Linked DNA regions of Homo sapiens: region 2 is linked to region 1. A link is a loop called in an ENCODE intact Hi-C map of the cell type or tissue named here. Cell type or tissue: heart right ventricle. All regions are shown on one strand. Each heading gives the region's core, and the rest is flanking DNA. Links, peaks and the distances in the headings are about the cores only. Region 1 holds the start of LINC02227 (long intergenic non-protein coding RNA 2227). Region 2 has its middle 220 kb from the start of LINC02227.

What was found. A loop is a pair of places that touch in the nucleus more often than their neighbours do. Peaks named below come from ENCODE experiments on the same cell type or tissue, not always from the same donor. Only the 100,000 strongest peaks of a DNase experiment are listed, where the experiment ranks them.
Region 2: it touches region 1 in a loop (2.1-fold over the local background); 2 of 110 quality-filtered maps call a loop at or near these places.

Annotation. Positions count from the first base shown.
Region 1 is chr5:158,409,412-158,419,979 of GRCh38, forward strand. LINC02227 (long intergenic non-protein coding RNA 2227) reads right to left here and starts at 362. Exons shown (of 7, transcript NR_109888.1): 1 at 235-362. In heart right ventricle, for the core only: no CTCF peak of the experiment used is centred there; a DNase peak (open chromatin) is centred at 5,070; H3K27ac peaks cover 1,672 bases.
Region 2 is chr5:158,188,940-158,199,507 of GRCh38, forward strand. It overlaps the pseudogene LOC100130177. Among named protein-coding and RNA genes, the nearest start is that of LINC02227, 220 kb to the right of the region's middle. In heart right ventricle, for the core only: no CTCF peak of the experiment used is centred there; no DNase peak of the experiment used is centred there.

The DNA.
Region 1 (10,568 bases), core at 882-8,881:
CTCACTTCTAACCAATAAGCAATTTCTGTTAATTCTATCCTCAAAATATTCATTCACCCATCTCTCATCACTTCCACTGCCAGCCCAGGCAAAGCCATCATCAGCTCTCACCTGGATATTGCAGGAAACTTCTAACTCACCTCCTGCTTCAGCTTCTGTCCCTTGCAGTCTGCTTTTAGCACAGAAGTCACAGTGATCCTATTAAAACACACTTTAGGCCATGCCAGTCCTCACCTTTAACCCCCAAATTCTCTTCCATCTTACTGAAAATAACAGAATGAAGAGCCCTTTCTGTTATCTTCAGGGTCCTGCATGATCTGGACATATGACTACTTCCCACACACATTTTCACATGGCCTAATATCACATATCACCTTTTCAGAGGGGACTTTCCTGACCACACTCTATGTAAATATCACACTTCTCTCATAATTCATTTTTATCCTACTTTATTTTTTCTCTATAGAACTTTCTATTACCTGAAATTAAATATTTACTTGTTTATTATTTGTCTATCTCCCTAAAATAAAAGCTCTCTGTTGGCACTAGAACATGCCTAGTAAACAAATACTTCGAAAATATTTGCTCAATGCATATCTTTTTTCATCTTTGGTATTTTTTTTCCAACCTGGTAATTTGTTTTTTTATGTATGTCTGTGTGGGGTTTTTTGCTAAATTCTGTTAAATTTTTTTAAAATTTTAATTGTTATGAATACATAATAGTTGTACATATTTATGGGGTGCATGTGATATTTCGATACAAGTATACAATGTATAATGATCAAATCAGGGTAATTGGGGTATCCATCACCTCAAACATTTATCATATTTTTGTGATAGGAATATTTCAATTCCACTCTTCTAGTTATTTTGAAATATAGCATAAATATTGTTAAAAACATTCCAATTCCACTCTTCTAGTTATTTTGAAATGTACCATAAATTATTAACTATAGTTGCCCTTTTGTGCCACTGAACACTAGATCTTATTCTTTCTCCCTGACTGTATTTTTATACCCATTAACTGGGTCTTTACTCCTCCTCAATCCCTGCCACACCCACTGCTCTTCCCAGTCTCTGGTAACCATCATTTTACTCTCCAACTCCATGAGATCAATTTTTTCAGCTCTCACATATGAGTGAGAACATGCAATATTTATTTTTACGTATGTATGTATGTATGTGTGTATTTCAATGAAAATTCTCTTCATCTATACGTTTTTGGAAGACAGTGACCTGACTTAAACATCTTTATTTTCAACATATAGTGTAGACTTCCCCCAAAGGATAGCTTCTCAGACAGTATTTCCTGATCCATTGATTAATGATAGATAAAAGGGGCAGATATTTTTCCAACTTGTTTATTTGTTTGTTTTTATATATATATATGTATGTGTACATATGTTTGCACTTAAACTAGCAAATATTACCTTCTTATCTATAGGCTTTTGGAAGACAACAACCTCACTTAAGTATCCTTTGTTTTCAACACATAGCACAGACTTCCTGGAGACTGTTTTTGTATATGTAATTAAAAAAAACAAAAACAAAACAAAAAAAACCCAGAAGACTAACAGTCTAATTTTGAAAAAAAATCCACAGTCATGTGAATGACAGATGATTTTGGGTATGACTGGGGACTGGAATGGACACAGAGCTCTTTCAATTCTGTCTAACAAAGCCACAGACTAATGTTAAGGAATGTTTGTGTGATCTCTCCAGTGTGGAATCAGTACCCAAACACAGGAGTCTTTACAAAGATCCAAAATAATCATAAAACCATTATAACCACAAGCCCTCTTCAGAGTTATCCCCTCAATAGTGAATGCTGCCTTTTCAAGCCAACTCTTATATTGAGAGAAGGGTTGTAATATCTCCAGCCTGGAAGAAATCCCTATTCCTGTGGCTCATTTACTACATCTCTGTGGTTCTTGGAAGGAAGGATGGAGTGAAAGCCACCCCAGGCAGTTGACTGTGAATTCTAGTCTTAAGCAATGTATGGAGCACTTCAATAAACTTTGGCTATTTAGCCAGCCTTCGTTCCCTAGAGAAATACTGCCCAGCTATCCCCAAGCTCTGGTAGATTGTTTGCCACGGACAACTTATTGATTTATGGTCCTGGGCATTCTTAGAACTCTGCTAAGAGAAGGAAAAGGCATGATCACCTTGTAGGAGCTATGAAGGTAAAGCCTGCCTTCGAATCCTCAGGTAGCATAAGCAAGAGTACCGGGGGGCATAGTGTGCATTTCCTATTCTTACAGGGTGCCGGGCACATAGGGGTCACTCCATCAATAAGGGAGGAGAAAGAATGAAATGAACTGGGAGGATAAAAAGCAAGAGGCTCATTGCTCACTGGATGTCTACTGTCTAATGGGGAGGGAGGGACACAAACTCAGCTGGCTTTAAGTTATAAAGCAGGGTGAGAACTTTCACGTCACTGTGAATTCACACAGTTGTAATTTTTTACTTAACATTCACATGCTCTATATTCTTTCCATAAAGGTACAAACTGTATTTCTCTTAAAATGTCAATACTGCCACATTGAACTGCATAAAGAGCCTGACCTTGGAAGCTCTCCTGAGCAAGAAACTACCTAGGACCCTACCCTAAGCTGGTCTAAGGATATTTCACGTTTGTATTCCCCACAGGGTCTAGATTGAGGTTTGGCACATGTGAATGCTTAGTATTTCCTGCATAAACACCTGACTGAAAAAAAAATATGAAAGAGCTTGATACCAATGGCATCTTTGTTGTGTTCTTAGAATTCATTAGAAAAACAACTTTGCTGAATATGAAATGGAAACTCCAAGTCTTTCCCCGTATTGGTTAGCTTTCTCTCACCAATATGGTGCATGGTGCCAGCATAAAGTGCATCAGACGTGATAGTGGGCTTTCAACATGCCACACAGCAAGGTGAATTTTTCAGAACTCCCAAACCTCCCTTGAAAACACTTCTACGCAGGTCACATCATGATATATTTGCCATTTGTAAAGTGAAATACCATCATGAAAGAGAATATTTAATGCCATAAAGAAAAACCCTACCTTTCCCAGCTTATAAATGTCAGATCACCAATTCCAACTGCATAGGGAAAGAATCATAAAGTAAGATCATAGTCTCCTGCGATTTTTGAATCAAAATGGAAATTAAGAAATGAAGGTTTAATAATCCTTAACGTTTGCTCTTTGGGAAGGCTGCTGTTTGTTGAGAGTGGGGCTGGCCTACATTAGGGGTGGACAGTTGAGAGAAGCTTCCTTTTCATCATCCTGTCCTCACAGTGTGCACTTTTGCAAACTTTGTGGCTCCGGGATTGTACAAATACAATGTTTCCCTGATGGCCTCACAGCATGAGACAAGGCAAAGCATTCGGGGATGGTCCCTATGGTCCTGAGCCCAGTTTTAAGATGTAAGCAAGAATATCAAGGATAAATAAGTGCTTTGGATTGCCCAATTACTTCTACTTTCTCTGGCCTTGTGGCTTTTGATAGTCATGTAAAATTCACTACAAATGGATAGAAATGCCTCTTCTTCAAATGTTCCAGAGGAAAAAAATTCAAAGTTCCTTTAGCTGTATATACCAGGGCATTGGCAGCACTCAGGCACTTTGGAAAGCATGTTGGTGGTAACTACAGGGCGGCCACCCTGTCTGAAAGCATTTTGGTACATTTCATACAATGAATAAATGTTGGACTTCTATTATGTATATTAATTCATACCAAATAGTTAATTCATATGATGATATTATTTATGATGAAATTATTTGTTTCCGGACCTTCTGCCACATGTTTTATAATCTTAATGTGCTTACTCCATAAGCCACATCTCCACTTCTCAATTTTTAGTTGCATTCTTGCTCAAGAGGCACAAATAAGGATGTTCATTTCAGAAATGATTGGACTGGAAAAAAATGTTAGTCAGATTCTAAATGGTCGGTAATAGAGATCTGGTTAAATAAATGTTACGCATAATGTAATAAGAAGGACACTCTCACACATAACAACTATAAACTGTAGACAAAATACAAAAACTACCCAAGGGCTCTAGAGCGTGAACAATAGTTAGCAAATTTGGGGAAGAAGTCAAAACTTAAAGAAAGAGACCAACATGTGTAAGTTTCTGATTTTTGTGGCTCTGCCACATGGTGAGCAACAGTCAGGGACCAGAGACAGAGCCTGTAGTTTAAACACTGGTGTTTACCTGTTTACCTGGATGGCCATTTTTAACAGCAGGTCATAGATTTCTGCCATGCTTTAATAATTTGTGCAAAGGTGCAAATTATTGATGACTGATTTTAATCTTTGAAAACTTAATGAACTTAAATTTCCCTTGGAGGGAACAAAAACAGCATAGTAGAAGCACACAAAAATCTTCAGTAGTTTCATGTCCTCTTAGAAGCCATTCATAATCTACAGGTTAAAAAAAATCTCTGCTATAGGCTAGATTCCCTTCATGATAGAGACCAACATAGGATTGGTAGAGCAAGTAATATTATGAATTTTTAAAATTCAGGATAAGAAATATCTTTAAGGATGGGGATCCTCTGAAAACTTAACCTGAAATAAATGTAAAATTTTGTAGTTAAGTCTAAATAATTAATTGCAAGTATACAGAATGACAAAGGTATGATACAGTAGCCTCATAAACAGAAAAAAGATATGAAAGCTTATTGATAATATGCTCCATTATATGCCATAAATATTATGTGCTTCCCAGAGAAACGAATGTGATCTTCTGTTACTTTAATGGAGTATCGGTTTCTAGAACTGCACTGCACAATATGGCAGCCCCTAGCCATATGTGGCTATTTAAATTAAATTTACTTTTTAAAACAGCTCAAAAATAAAGTGCTTCAGTTGCATTAGCCACATGTCAGGTACTGAATAGTCAGTCACACATAGTTAGGTAGCTGTTGCACTGGACAGCATAGATAGAGAACATTTCTGTGATTGCAAAAAGTTCCGTTGGACAGCATTGTTGGGAACAAGGGAGGTTAAGAGTCATGCTGTGCTCTGCATTGGACAGAACACACCTGGCATCGTAGACACATGCTGTTTGCTGCCCAGAATCGATTGCTCTCTTTTCTTGGTAAGAGAATGCTGAGTTTCCTATGGGAGAACATGCTGTTCCCATTCTCAGTCACCTGATTTGGGAGGGATTGGTGCCTCCCAATCAAGGAGGGGACCCTCATGACTCCCTGTGGGCAGTGTGGTGTAAAGAGGGAAAATACAGAACTATAGCAGGTCTTTTGGTCACATAAGGGGAGAGTGTGGACCTGCTGGGCAGCCACTTTAGGATGAAGACATCACTATAGGATATCCAACAGAGGGAAAGTGCATACTATGGGAATATTTAACCTCTGGATCTCACTTCATCTGAAGCCTACCCTTCTTCCTCCTGATTACATGAATTCATAACCTCCCTTCAGTGTTCAAGTCACTGAAGTTGGGTTTCCTATCCCTAGATGATACCTAAATGAGCTCCCTGATAAATTGAGTTCAGCTGCTTGTGTTTCTGTTTGGACAATGATACAGCACAATGGAATGTTTTCATAGGAGAAAGACCAGGAGGGCGAAAGAAGTTCAAGGAAATATCCCTCTTCTATTCCCATGGCCAAATTAAGTCTTTATTCCCAGGCCAGCCCCAAGTGGCTGATGTGACCATTTTGACATTTCATAAATTCCCTTGGGAAGAAGGATTCTAAAAGCTTCCAGTCTTAATTTAAAGTAGTATGGTAGAGGTAATAAGACCATCTGATGAAGTCACTGAATCCACAAATCTCTCTGTATTGCTAGGACAAAAGATAAGAGAGCAAATCATGTAAAATTACTTTCCTTTTAAATATAAGTGACATTCATACCGGCACAGGGCTGCATTTTAATAACTGTACTACTGCAAAATGTGTCACTTTAGTTGCATGATATTATAAAAGAAAACCAGTGGATATTATTTTTGTGTCATTTTCTAATCCAGTGCATTTTTATAAAATTCTACAGATTGAGTTAAAATTTTAAAGGAGTATATATAATGAAATTTGAAATATTCTTTGAGGGTAGTTCTTCTGAAAGGTTGATGGAAGCATCCAATAAAGGACTGCAGAGGATTGTTTTCAGAGGCTTGAGGAAGATGGCAGAAAGACATTCTATGTATTCTCAAAACTGTTTTTAAACTCCTATTTTATGGCTGAATTAACTAAGATGTTCATTTGTTCCCTGCCACACACGCATGGAAACGAGAAAGTGTAGATTCTTCAGAGTTTACAAGTTCTAATACAGAAGTCCACAGCCTTGTCTGCACAATAGAATCACCCGGGGGCGGGGCGCTTTAAAAATATGAATGTTATTGAACATAATTACAACATGATCCAGCAATTCCATTGCTAAGTATACACCCCAAAGAATTGAAAGCAGGGACTCTAATAGAATCATGTTCTTCTATGTTTATAGCAGTACTATTTACAACAGCCAAAAAGAATAAATAACTCAAATGTCCATAGAAGGATGAATGGATAAACAAAATGTAGTATATACCTACAATGGAATTTTATTCATTAAAGAGGAAGAAAATACTGACACATGCTATACCATGGATGAACATTAAAAATATTATGCTAAGTGAAATAAACTAGACAACAAGAAGACAAATATTGTGTGATTCCACTTATGTGAGCTACCTAGAATGGACAAATTTATGGACAGAAAATAGAACAGTGGTTACCAGAGGCGGGGGTAGGGAAGAATGGGGAGCTATTGTTTAATGGGTGCAGAGTTTATATTCGGAATCATGAAAAAAACTTCTGAAGATGCATGGTGGTGATGGTTGCACAATATGAATGTATTTAATTTACAGAATTATATATTCAAAATGGTTAAAATGCCGAATTTTATGTTGTATGTATTTTACCATATTAAGAAAAATGTGGATGCCAGAGTTCCACCCCTAGGATCCTTATACAGTTGTTTTGGGGTACAGTCTAAATATTGGAACTGTAAAGGCCACCTGGGTGTTTTTAATGTGCAGCCTTATGCCTCAGGTCCGAAAGGTGACATAAAAAAGTGAAAACAGCTCAGGTGAGGTCTGTGAAGACATGCGAAGAACATGAACTGTCTAAAGGGGGCAGCTGCCACCACTTGTCCCTGGTTGATGACTGCCCTGAGGGAATACAGGTCTCAGAGTGGGTACATCTTCTGAATTGTTTAAAGAGGCATGTATCTGGAGGGTAAAGAAACCTAATTCTTAAATGATCGTAACTTACTGAAACTTAAAAATAACACCCAATGACAAAATAAAATATGTCTGAGAGCTGCGTGTTCTCTAGGCCATAGGATATCAACCATCTCAGTTTGCCTGGGATTGTTCCCAGGCAACTAAAAAGTTGCCAAAGCACTGGTAAATCATTTGGGAAATCACTCTGTCCCAGGGAAACCACTATGGTTGGCCACCCTAGTGGGCTACCTTTTTTCTTTTTCTTTTTTTTGGTCTGAAGAGGCAGAACAACACACGTTTCTTTGATTCCCTTCCATGGTCCCAGACTGGTGACAGTGCAAGGTGGGGGCTTGACAGTGCAAGGTGGGGGCTTGAAAGTGTTTTACCTCCTATAACATTGGTCAGCAGTCCCCTCACCATAAGCCATTCCAAATAAACATTCATTCTAAGTAAAAACAGCAATCTTGCTAAGCAAACCCAGCCTTAAGACAAATCTCATTCCATTCCTCTTGGTTAGGTTTGTGCTTTTAGACCCTGCCTATAGAAAACTTGGAGCCACTATGGCATAGACAGCTACGTAAGGAGCAATTCTGGGAAGGGAAGAAAACCCCACAGTCATGGCTGTGGCTTCTCATTCTTCTTTCTTATAAATGATGTCCTAGAAATGTGAAGCAAATAAGTGGTACTTATTCTAGAACAGTCCCTGGATGTTGTTTAAGGCCTCTCATTGGTCAGGTTTCTGTCAATCTTTGCAGCTCTGACATTTTTTTTACACCTGTGGTCAATTGTTCTGGTTGGACATCTTGGTGGGTAATTGATTATTAACATAAGTGGCAGTCTTTAGGGTTATACACAAGTATTCTGGTTGCAGTCTCTCTTTCTGGTGACATGAAGAGATACTTTCTTACTCTCTTGACGGTGGCTGTGTGATCTGCTTTGGCCAACAAAATGTGAACGGAAGTGATGTGTGTCACTTTCGTCTGAGGCATTTAGCTGCTGGTGCTCAGCACCAACCTTCTTTTTTTATCTGTCTTGGCAGTTAAGGAAATGTTTGTCAAGATGATGTCTTCACTAGCCTGGGTCCCTGAGTGACCACCCATGTTGGAAATGTAGTGAGCACAAGAAATAATTCTTTGTTGTATTAAACCATGGAGATAAGGGACTATTTGTTACTGCAGCATAATCTAATCACCTTAACTGACAAGGTAGAGAAATCACATATGTGAATCATGTGATTTGGTTCACATCCAGAGCAATAGTCGATGCATAGCATACTATATGAAAATACTTTCCTAAAATTTAAAATTTATGTTGACTTTTCCTACCAAATGTCTAGATAAGGAATAAACCTCAACTCTAACTACTTCTTGTTCCTGTTCCTCTCTAGTCTACTGTTGTCCGATAGAACATTCTGTGATGGTAGAAATATTCTATATTGGTGCTGTCCAATACAGTGGCCATTAGCCACATGTGGCTAATCTATGTAAGTTTGAAATATGGCTAGTGCAACTGAGAAGATGAATTTTAAATTTTATTTAATTTTGGTTGATTTAAATTTAAATCACCTTGTGGGCCTATTAGCTGTTATATTGGGCAGCATAGCTCCAGACAATCTAGTTCTTGCCATGTCAGAAAGCCCCTCGCTCCTAGAACTTTTTCCCTCCATGACTCTGTGCCCGTTGCTTCCTAAGCTGAAACACTTCTTCATTGAATCTGTCTTTATCTTAGGGTCATGTCAATTGTAATTTTTGACCTGGAACAGAATGATCCTCCCCTGCGGTTCCATGCAATGCTTTATTTGTGTGTCTGGTGTGGTAATGACTTCCCTCTGTCTTTTGAGTTAGGTGGGAATATCTATCTTTTCCACCCCTACCTTTGTATATATCCTATGGGCAATAGCCTTGTTATTTATTTGTGTATATCTCATAGGCCTTGTTCCTGGTAGGTGCTCAATCAAGAATCAGGAAACCTCATATTCATTTAAAAATGGGTCCTCAGACAACCCCATAAGTGAGCCTTAAGTTTAGCACCAAGTTCCAAGGATTATTTCAAGTGGAAATGCATTTATGAGATAATGCCTGGGAAATGTTTGCTGGCCCAAGACTCTTGTTTGTCCTGGGTTGCGAAAAATGAAAAATCAACCTTTATGAGTAGTAACTTTATCACATGGAAGGGAAAACACAGGTGTCCCTTTTGTACACTCAGTGGGGTCACTAAAATTTGGGTGGTAAGCTTTAAAACTGAGTCATCACATTTCCCCAGTCCCTTAGTGGCATGGGAAAGGCTAGTGAGGCCTAGCAATAATAGGTCAGCTGTGGGGAGAGTGAGAACACCACCCCATGCTTTGGGGCAGGGTATCCAGGATGTGTTTCCTGGCCTTCACTGAGTAGCAGAAGGAAGAGGGTGAGATTTGGAGTGAGCTGGACTTTGGATGGACATGCTCATGTCCTGCTCATGTCATAGTCAAGAGTCTTTCATCTGAAGGAACCAGAAACCATCTCAAGCCAATGCAAAAAAAGGATTCCAGAATATCTTGTGAATACAATCACAGCTGGACTGCCTACGTTTTATTTCAAGAGTAGCACAAAACAATTGAGGGATTTTTAGGTAAAAGTCTAGCATGTAAAAGTAAGCTTGAGAGCCTTGTATTTTTTCAAGCCATTCCCCCTCTTTGACTGGCATTCAGGGCCCTGCTCAACCAGGCCTCAGACCCTAGCCTTTCTTTCTAATACAACCCATGACACAGCCTCACAGGACTCAAACACGGGACCATCCACACCTCCATGCTTTCACTTCTCTGTTCCATGCCTGGAGTATCGTTTCCTTCCTCAGGAATTATCTTACTCTTTTTTTTTTCTTTTTGGAGCCACTATCTATTTTCAGAATTCTTTTATCATTCCAAACTCTGTACCAATCCAATAATAACTCCTATGTTCTCTTCCTACACAGCCTCTGGTAACCTTTATTATAATTTATGTGTGTATGCATTTGCCTGTTCTAGGGACCTCGTATAAATGGAATCATACAATATTTGTTTTTTGTGTCTGGCTTAGTTTACTCAGCATAATGTTTTTCAAGGTTCATCCATTTCTTAGCACACATCAAAATTTCATTTCTTTTTATGGCTGAATAACATTCCATTAATGTATATACCACATTTTGTTTGCCCATTTTTGAATTGGTTGTTCATTTTTTTGTTGAGTTATAGGAGTTTTTAAAATACTCTGAAATTCAATCTCCTATCAAATGTATGCTTTTCAAATGTTTCCTCCCATTCTATGTGTTGCCTTTTCATTGTCTTGATAGTGTACTTTCATGCACAAATGTTTTTAATTTTGATAAAGCCTAATTTATTTATTCTCT
Region 2 (10,568 bases), core at 1,098-9,097, 220 kb before region 1:
AACCGTTAATGGAGACAGACTACCTCTCAGTTGAGGATCACAGCTCCTTCCGGTCAGTAGGCTTCTTGCCTGACTTCTGCAGCAGCTCATTGGTCTTAGAAAAGTGTCTACATCCAAAGAAACCACTATACGCTGACAACAGGGAGGAATGAGACGTTTGCAGTACATGGTGCCGCTTCCTCTCCATGGCACTGTCCTCTCCTGAGCATAAGAACCCCAGAGCAAGAAAGCAAGGCCATTGGAGTTCTGGCTTAGCCAGGACACAGTTGCATTAGCAGAGATTGCTCCCAGCCTCTCTCCTCATGAGAATTGGCTTGATGGGCTGGAACAGTGAGGACAGCGTTGAGTAAAACACCTTGTTTGACCCACCCAGATACATCTCCATGGCTGGGATGAACAAAGCCATCTATGTCTGTAGACAGCTCTTTATAAATGTTTTCCAAACTGGGCAGAGGTGGAACAGGTCTTTGAAGACTAAAGCAGACCCCACGAGCTTGATGGGGGGTACATGATATGGATCCTGTCTTGGAATGACATCCTTCACATCTCTTATGTCACACATCTAGGTCCAGGTGAATATTTGGTGTGGGAGAGGATAAACAGTGTAATCCTTGCTTTCTACTGCAACAAATCACATGAGCTTTATAAAATATGGTTTCCCAAATTCTCTGCTGAGATGCTTCTTCCAAATCTCACCAAAGCCCACGACCATGTTGTAGGTGTGAGTCTGAGCAGGGCTGTGGCCATGTTTCTCTGGACACAGATTAACTGCTCTGCTTGGTGGTGAGGAGGGCAGTGTCCCAGGTTCACCTTGCCAAGCCTGGTCCTTCTTGGCAGGGCTGGCTACCACATGCCCACTATCCTCAGCTATGGCAGCCACACTGGTCCCCAGGTCAGTGGACTTGGGACTCTGGGCATGTCACTTCCTGGGAGGCTAGGGGAGAAGAAGAAGTAGAAAGCCTTCTGGCTGATCTCACTGGAGCCCAGGAGGGGACCCATGAGTCTCATCCTGGCTGTGGCAGTCAGCAGTTGGCCTACTTTCTTGTATTTATTTATGATTTATTATTCAAGTATGCATCCCTAAACTGTATAGTTTAGTCTTGCCCATATATGTATATTATGTATATTTTTTAACTTAATGTGATTTTCAGGTCTCTTTTAACCTATGGTTTTCTACTCCACCTCTTTCTCTTTCTTATAATTTATCTGTTGACAGACCTGGGCTATTTGACTTGTCAAGTTTCCTGCAGTCTGGATATTTGACTGCTCATTCATGGTGCGGTTCAACCGGCTTTTGTATTTCTTGCAAATTGAGACCTGGATTGAGAGGTCTGATCTGACACTGGTTGGATCCCTTAATGAGGTTATAAGTGGTGTTGGGTCTTGTGTCTTCATCAGAAGGTATATAATGCCTGTTTTTTGCTCTTTTCTGGTATTAGTTGAGGTAGATGCTCAATGTCTACATTCATCAATTCATTAGGAGTTGAAAAATAGTAAAATTTTAATTCTATCTTTTGTTTTAATTTATTATCTGAGATACTTTTATAAAAAGACTCTTCCTTTCATCTACTATTTTGTTACCCAGTACTACAGTTCATATAGAATAAGTAGAATAAATATTTATTTCCTTTTATTTACCTAGTTTTAAATTAACAAACTGGATCATTGTTTCTTCGGAAGATGACCAATTAAAAATATGTATATGCTATTATGAACTCTTGGATTTATATATATTTGATGGGTTGCAATCCATTGCAAAGCTCAAGTCTTTGGCCAGTGGAACCCTCTTCAAGGTACTTTCTGACTCTTTTGAGACGGAGTCATGTTTGACATGACCCATGTAGTTTTTGACAGTTTCATTATGGACACACTCCATAAACTCATTATGGACACACTCTGCCTCAGACTTGAAATCAGCCATTTGTCCAAGAAATCCTGGTTTAGCTCAATGAGAAATGTCATATGAAGACCAACTCTGATGTAGAGAAGCTCATTGCTACTGGATTGGCCTTTGTTTCTAAGTCTCTTTAATCAAAAGAGCTGGAGTTACACAAATACTTCATGAGGTTGTACTGATACTTCCAATTAAGATTTGGATCTGCGTGGTATTTACTTAACATCTTCTATATTACTTCAGTAGCTCCTTTCTCTCACCTCAAAATCTTTGAAGGCGCAGTTCTTTTTTTTTTTTTTTTTTTGAGACAGAGTCTTGCTCTGTCACCCAGGCTGGAGTGCAGTGGCGCGATCTCGGCTCACTGCAAGCTCCGCCTCCCAGGTTCACACCATTCTCTGCCTCAGCCTCCCAAGTAACTGAGACTACAGGCATCCACCACCATGCCCGGCTAATTTTTTGTATTTTTAGTAGAGACGGGGTTTCACCGTGTTAGCCAGGATGGTCTCGATCTGACTTCGTGATCCACCCACCTCGGCCTCCCAAAGTGCTGGGATTACAGGTGTGGGCCACCGCGCCAAAGACAATAGGGGATAATAGAATATCCCATAATTAGTGTTTGCATTTTTTTCTACTTTACATATAAAATATTCTCAGAATATTAGTACTAGTACTGTAACAGGCATTTTTATTACTGAAAGCAGATAAAACTTTTTTCCATATGCTAATCATTTCCCCATTTTCATAAGTGTACTATAATTTCATTTTGAATCATACAGGCAGTACACACTACAGTCTCTTTCTTTTAACTTCTAATTACCTATATAGTAATATTCACCAGCAATACCTATCTGAGACTTGTTCTTTAGTAGATTCCTTAGGAGGAGCTCATGGGAACAGTGTTCTCTGAGTTTTTGCAGGTTAGTAGCTATTTGTGATTTTCTGGATATAAAATCCTTAGTTCACATTTTCTCTCTTTGAATATCTTAAATATACTACTGTAATGTCTCCTGGCATAATGAATTGCTGTCAAAAAAATTTGAGGATAATTAATTTTCCTTATTGAGTATGTGCCCTGTTTGCCTAGATGTCCAAATAATTTTTTCTTTTAAATACAATAATTTTTCTAGACTATGTCTTAGTTTTGGTCATTCTGGGTCAATATTCCCAGGTACATGGCATGTTCTTTTAATATACGGTTCAAATCACTTTTTTTTTGGTATCAGAAAAACTTTTTTGAACTATAGTTTTTAATACTGTTCCCTTGAGGATCATCTCTTCTCTCGTTTTCTTCTTCAGGGTCTCCTACTAGTGGTATATTGGATCATCTTTGCCTATTTTCCAGTTAACTCTTTAATGTAAGTTCCAGTTGTTTCACTTTTTTGATAATTCATCAGAGGATCTGAGCAAAATGTAAGCCTATTTTAAAACTGATTTATAATTTGGGGTAGTGATTGAGAGTGGTTTTTAACTATTATTTTCATTTTATTGGGGACCACTAGAGAAGTGGAACTAAAATCCCCAATGAACAGTATGCATTTACGGTACAACAGCAGGCCACTAGAAAAGACAGCTTGTTGCCTCTGAGATCATACAGTCTAAAAATCTAAGACTGGCACTGGAGGTAAAAGCTTCCTACTTTTATGGGATTAGAAATCTTTTCTTTGCTCTTTCTAATTACTAAAACTTATTAGAGACAGAAAATCTAACTCTCATCAAGCATCTCAATTGAGGGAGATTTTATTTATTGGTTTTACCATAATACCTAAAGTAGTGAGGATGAGGATGGCTTTCTAGGCAGGGGAAATGATATGAGCAAGTGCCTGGAAGGCAGTCAGAGGAAAACATGCCTTGTGGCTTAATGGAATACTTTTTAATGGAAAGGAGATAAAATAGTTATCTCCAAATATCCTAAGTTCTTTGTGGTTCAAAGTAAAACCATTCGTAATAATAGTGTAAGTTGCTGAACTCAGTGACCTGCACTCTTATTTCTGAAGTATATTAGTTTTCTGATGCTGCTATAATGAATTACCACAAATTTAGTGGCTTAAAACAATACAGATTTCTTCTCTTACAATACAGGTCAGAAGTCCAAAATGGGTTTTCCTGGGCTAGCTAGAATCAAAGTGTTGGCAGGGTTCCCTCTGAGATTCTGGGAATAGAACTTGTTTTCTTGTCCTTTTCAGTTTCTAGTGGCCATCTGTATGTCTTTGCTTATGGCCCCTTCCTCCGTCTTCAAATTTTATCACTCCAGTCTCTACCTCCATCACCACGTCACCTCCTTTCTGTAGTCATAACTCCACCTGTATTTCCCTTAGAAGGATACTTATGATTACATGTAAGGTCTACCTAGATAATCCAGGATAATCTTTCATCTCAATGTCTTAATTTTTTTAAATTTATTTTTAGATTCAAGGATACATGTGTAGGTTTGTTACATGGGTATATTGTGTGATGCTGAGGAGAAGCTTCTAATGATCCTGTCACTCAAGCAGTGAAGATAGTACCTGATAGGTAGTTTTTCAAACCTTTCCCCAGCTCCCTCCTTCCCCACTTCTGGAGCCCCCACTGTCTACTGTTCCCATCTTTGTGTCCATATGTATCCAGTGTTTAGCTGTCACGTATTAGTGAGAACAGGCTGTATTTGATTTTCTGTTTCTGCGTTAATTCTCTCAGGATAATGGCCTCTAGCAGCATCCATGTTGCTGCAAAGGACATAATTTCATTCTTTTTTATGGCTGCATAGTATTCCATGGTGTACATATACCACATTTTCTTTATCCAATCCACCATTGATGGGCAGCTGGGTTTATTCCATGTCTTTGCTATTGTGAATAGTGCTGTGATAAACATACACCATCTCAAAATCTTTAGTCACACCTGCAAAATCCTTTTTGCCATAAAGCAAGATTCACAGGTTCTGGGGATTAGGACCTGGATATCTTTAGAGATCACTATTTAGGCCTACCACACGCATAAGCTCTTTTTTTTTTTTTTTAAATCAAAGAATCCCTTATGATGGAAGGGAGTAAATTCATTTTCAGGGAGGTAATAGGGCTGAGCTCAAAATAGTCCCTGGAAATCTATAATTTCTTTGAAGACTAATGTTTTATCTTAAAAATCTGTTTGAATTTTCTGATTTACATTTGTGCTTGCTTTCTAATAAGAATAATCTACCTGCCCCACTGTTAGGCACTGAAAGAAAAATTGGTCTGGGAAGATGTATTGTGATTTTTTTTCATGGCTATGATGACACTGAGTATACCTTGGAGGTAACTGTGTCTAATTTGGATGACACGGCATCACATCATAGGAAAGAGAGCAAATTAAGAGGTGTCATTGGCCTTAACTCTGGCTGACTCAGGCCTAGCTCAATAACTTGGGGGTGAGGGAGAGCCCCATTGGATGTTTTTCACATTCTGATTGCCTCTTGCTCAGAATTCCCCATTCATGCCTGAGTCCCATGAGTGGAGCAAGGGGTCTCAGTGGGGTGGGAAGTAAAGGCAACCAGTAAGACTTGCTCTTTAATTAGAAAGTGAGTCCCTAGAGATTTTGAATACCATTTCCTCCACAGTGTTGAGTCAAGAGCTAATCCTCAGAACACTCATCTATGGACAGAGTCTCAGAATGGACCTTCCTGGCTTTCCTGACCCAGGATTTGTGGATGAGCTCTCTTTCCCATTAGACAGCTTGCTCCGCACATAATCAGCACCCTGGGCTTGGCTTCTACTGAAGGAGTGAGGAGCCCTTATTTCTGCCCTGCGGCTCTTTGCATGATAGATCATGCATTGTTATTGTGCACGCTTTCTCTGAATCCCTCCTCCTCTCCCTCCCTCCAGCCCCTTCTGCTACGTAACCGCTCAGGGTCCCAGGACAGTTGAAATCTGACCAGCCACAGTGCTATATTTAACTTCTGTGTGCATCACAGCTGAGGACTTGGCCCATACAACACAGGTGCACCCACAGCCGTTGTTTCTTCCTCTCTGAGGATGCAGGCAAAAAACCAGTGCCCCTGCCTGGAATGGAGGGGGCGTGGGAGAGGAGAGGCCGAGTCGTTCCTCAACCTCGTGGTCTGCCCAGCCCTGCTCACTGCAGCGTGTAGTGAGACAATATGGCAATTCATAAAATGTGACATTCATGTGTGAGGCACACTGCTGTGAGCCTGTTTTATTCCATGATAAAAACTACATCTGTCAGAACCTATCTGCTCATGTTCAGGCCAGGAGGAGAATTGTATCGCCTAGATTTGCTCTCTCCTTCCTCTTACTAGAGGCAGCTTCCTCCTGTCTCCTACCAGAGCCAGTTGAGGGGTCCCCTGTCATGGGAGAAATCCATGGTGGACCTCCATGTGTCAGAAAAAAGGATGAACCGACTTCAAATTATTTCTCTCTTTGAGGGTCTTGCTCTACAATGGCAGAGAATTTCTGTGACAGATTAAAAAAAGACACATTTGACATATGTACATATAGATAAATTATGACACAGGCATGTATATAATATACCTATATATTTAAAAATATTTTAAAAACTGACTTTGGGTTTGAAAGTTTTCAGCAGGCATTTTTGTTTCAGTTAATCACGTTTCTATTGCAGCCTGGGGACTTTTTAAAACATTTGTAGAACCCCCTATCTTGTTCCCAAAGGCTTAAGCATTATTTGATAATTAGCCTTCACAATTATGTTATACGTTTTGGAGAGAAGTGAGAGCTGGGGAGGGTGGGAGGAGAAAAGTTGTGTGTGTTAGTTAATGTGGGAGGAATGAGGGGTATTATCTGGGGATTGGAGGAATGCTTATGAGAGAAAGAAGTTCACTCTGTCAAAATCGTGTTGGTTGCCAGTTCTCTGTGAAACCCTCATTTAGGATACAGGGAAGGGGGTTGGGGGACGTTGGAAACTTTCTCACCTTTCCTAATTAAAATGATGTCAGAAAACAGGATCCAAGTAGAGGCCAGCTATATGCCATTTAAAAAGAAATATGCTTCATTACACTTTCTCTCCATTTCCCGGAACTCACTATGGGAACAAGAGAAAGGAAGAATCCTTGTTAAAATTTTGGAGATAGTATTTTGGTCTTTACCAACTGTGACCTTGATAGCACAATGCAGTGATCCTTGCTAAGATGACAGTTTTCCTTTCCTTCTCTCTGCCTGTGTTCATACACCACCTGCTTCTCATTGTCCACACACTCACATCAGCAAACTGCAGCATCTCGTGTTCTTGGTTCATGCTCTCTCTGACTTGCTGGAGAAAACAGTGATCTTTTCACCTTCAAATAGGTATATTTGCTCTGTGTTTTTATTTTGTGAAAATTATTTCCTTCTCTAAGGAGAAATGTTTGTTTTTGTTTATTTAATCAGATTCCAATAAAGTTGAGTATATGGCTTAGAGAGCGAGAGAATGAGAGAGGGGGATGTGTGTTGTGTTTTATTGTGTTTGGAGTGTGTGTGTGTGTCTGCAGAGGATATCTGAAGGATCCTACCACGAAAAATGATCCTCAGTCAAAATGTTAAAGTAGATGATGGTGTGTGCCAGGGGCCATTTCTTACTGTACCACTTTTCTTTCAAATCCGAGATGTTAGAGGAACACAGTACTTCTCCAAGATACAGTGATATTTCAGGCAGTACCAGACAGTGGGAAAGGCTTTTTGCTTTCGTTTGTTTGCCTGCTATTTATTACTATTATTATTAGCTTTTGATGGGGAGGGGATGGGAATTTCTGGTTTTGGGGACTTCTAGAATCCAATAACATAGAGAGCTGCTTGAGGTTAGTTGTGCTACATGGTTTAATGTGGCTTTTGTTGGGTTGTTTTTTTGTTTTGGCCAGGAGTAGGAAACCGGCTGCAAAGCAGGATGATTTGGTTTTGATGTCTGTCCCCTCCAAATGTCATGTTGAAATGTAATCCCCAGTAGTTGCAGGCAGAGCTCAGTGGGAGCTATTGGGCCACGATGGGTAGATCACTAATGAAAGGCTTAGCGTCATCCCGTTGGTGATGAGTGGGTTCTTGCTGAGTTCATGCAAGAGCTGATTGTTTAAAAATGTGGCACCTCCCTCAGCCCCTTGTTCCTGTTCTAGCCATGTGACACATCGGCCCTGTGGCTTTGCCTTCCGCCATGATTGGAAGCTTCCTGAGGCCTCACCAGAAGCAGATGTTGGTGCCATCCTTCCTGCACAGCATGCAGAACTTTGAACCAATTAAGCCTCATTTCTTTATAAATTACCCAGCCTCAGGTATTCCTTTACAGTGACGCAAAAATGGACTAACACACAGGAGTTACAGTTTAAAGGCCTGTAGGGGCCATGACTATGATGGAGATGATTGAACCCATCTGGGCGTGAGGCAGCTGGGATAGAAGGGGACTGTGCATGCAGGAGATGGAGCTACCGCATTCCAGCCCGCTGCTGCTGGGCAGGGATGCAAGCCCAGTGTTGGCAGATCTTTGATTTTTTTCTGGATTCTGATGTAAAGTTTCTTGACTTTAAAATGTTTATCACTCATTCAAATTAAGAGGAAAAAAACCAACTCACATCCTGCACAACCTTGGAAAGGTCTGTTTACTCCTTTATGAAACAAAAGCATTAGGGTGGATGAGCTCAAAAATTTCTACTTGACCAGACCTTTTAGGATTGTATAATTCCTGAATCCTGAGTTCAGACCTTCAAAATCCCTTCATTTCCTGTTTTTCTTTTTTTTTCACAAAGAGGTGGGCAGATGTTCAAAAGGAGAAAAGAGGAAACAAAACAGATGTAGAGAAGGATCAGGAAGGTCTAGATAGTGGAAGGTGGTGCCTGCCCATGTGCCACTCTGCTTTTTGGAGAAAAGCTTCTTTCTCTGAATTCTTTATGAAAGCTACCTTTCCCTCCCCTGAACCGCAATAGTCCTTTTCCAATCCCCTTTTCAACAGATATGCTTATTTAATATATTTATTAATTGCCTGCCTGGGGGCAGGCATACTTTTATGACTTCTGTAATTTTTCCACTTGTATTATAGTTACTTGAGTAAAAGGATGGAGAGAACTTTATTTTCCAAATTTCTTGGATACCAGGAAGGAGGCTGGTCTGTTGCAAGTACACACTGTGAGAGAAGCAGGGTGAGAAGAGGCAGAGCGGACAGGGCTTACGCTGTTTGGAAAAGAGTGCGTAGTGAGGTGGGTCACCTTTTGGAGAGCCCACGCTTTGAGAGCCAGCAGAGTGAGGTGGAGAGCCATCAAGACAGCCGACAGCTATGTGGCGTGAGATGCAATTGCCCTCCACTGTCCTCAGTTCTTCCACAAAGTTACCAAAGTTGTGAGGTGCTGGTGCCCGATCAAGGCAACAGGCACAGGTGTAGCAGCAGAGCAAAAAGGCCAGGAGTTTGCAGATGTCATGAGGAGAACTGTGGATTCAAACAAGCCTTGAAACTGTCCGAGCCAATTCCTGAGATGCAGTGAGGTCCCCAGGTAACATTTGGGTACATTTGGGCACATCTGGGCCCATTGTCACCTGAGCCAGGTTGTGAGCAGTTTGGGAGCAGGATCCTTGTCAAAGTTGTCTCTGGAGAAGATATGGGGACAACACAGTGCTTTTGCATGGAATGGATGTCAGTAAATACTTACTTACTGAATGAATGATTGAAGAAAGGAAGGCAGGCAGAAAGGAACGAGAAAGCTGTTAACTGCCAGTCCCTTAACATGGAATGCAGGCTTTACATGGAAAGACAGACTAAATAAACCAGCTTGGAGAGAGTTAATTTCTGCCTGCAGCATTCACAGGAAGGATAATGTATGCTGGGGCGGAAAAGCATTAGTTTTTCCCTTTTTGAAACCCCTAAAAGATTTGTCTGAAGCATATATTTAAATGGGCAGCGTACAGGTGTTTTCAGAGCTGCTCCAGCCCCAGAGAAGGCCTCAGGGCAAACCAGAGAAGACGGTACTTGGTAACGAGAAACACTCCTCAGCTACTCTGCATGCTTCAGTGGGAAAATGCAAATCAACTCATTCTCGCTTTTGAGGACAACTTCAGATAAAGGGTTCCCCAGGCAAAGTAACCCCTTCAATGTGCCTGACTGTCTTTCCCCATTGCTATCTTTTCCTGCACTACCTGCAGTGTGAGCTGTCGGGGGTGGGGAGGGGTTGTGGATGGGCTGCACCGGAGATGAGAAAGGAGTTGCATAGCAATGAGGAGGTGGAGGAGGAGAGAGAAGGAAGGGGCTTGGGCTTTTGTGTGGGTACAACTTTGTGGAAAAGGCCTTAAACTAGGAGATGGGATTACCTCTACTTCTGCCTCTGTCGGCCACCAGCTGTGGATGACCTTGGGCAAGAAGGGGGATTCATAGGCAATCAAAGCTGAAGTGAATAATGTTGGAAATCATATCAATTTCACTAACTAGTTTTTTGTTTTTGTTTTTTAACAGTTGGGAAACTGAGATTGAACAAGATATTAATGGAGAGTAAGTGGGAGGCTAGGTTTAGAATTCAGGTCCCCCAGCTTCGGGAACAGAGCCCTTTCCACCATCCCAAGTATCATGCTCAGGGGCATCAGTACCAGCAGATTTGGGTTTCAGATTTCATAATTTGTATATGAAAGTTGGGGTGTGTCTAGGGGCTCAATTAAGACTTTCAAAACCTGAATATCTAAAAAAATTATGGTGACTTTCCCCAACCCCCAGTGTAGGTAAAGTTGATCCTTGAACAACATGG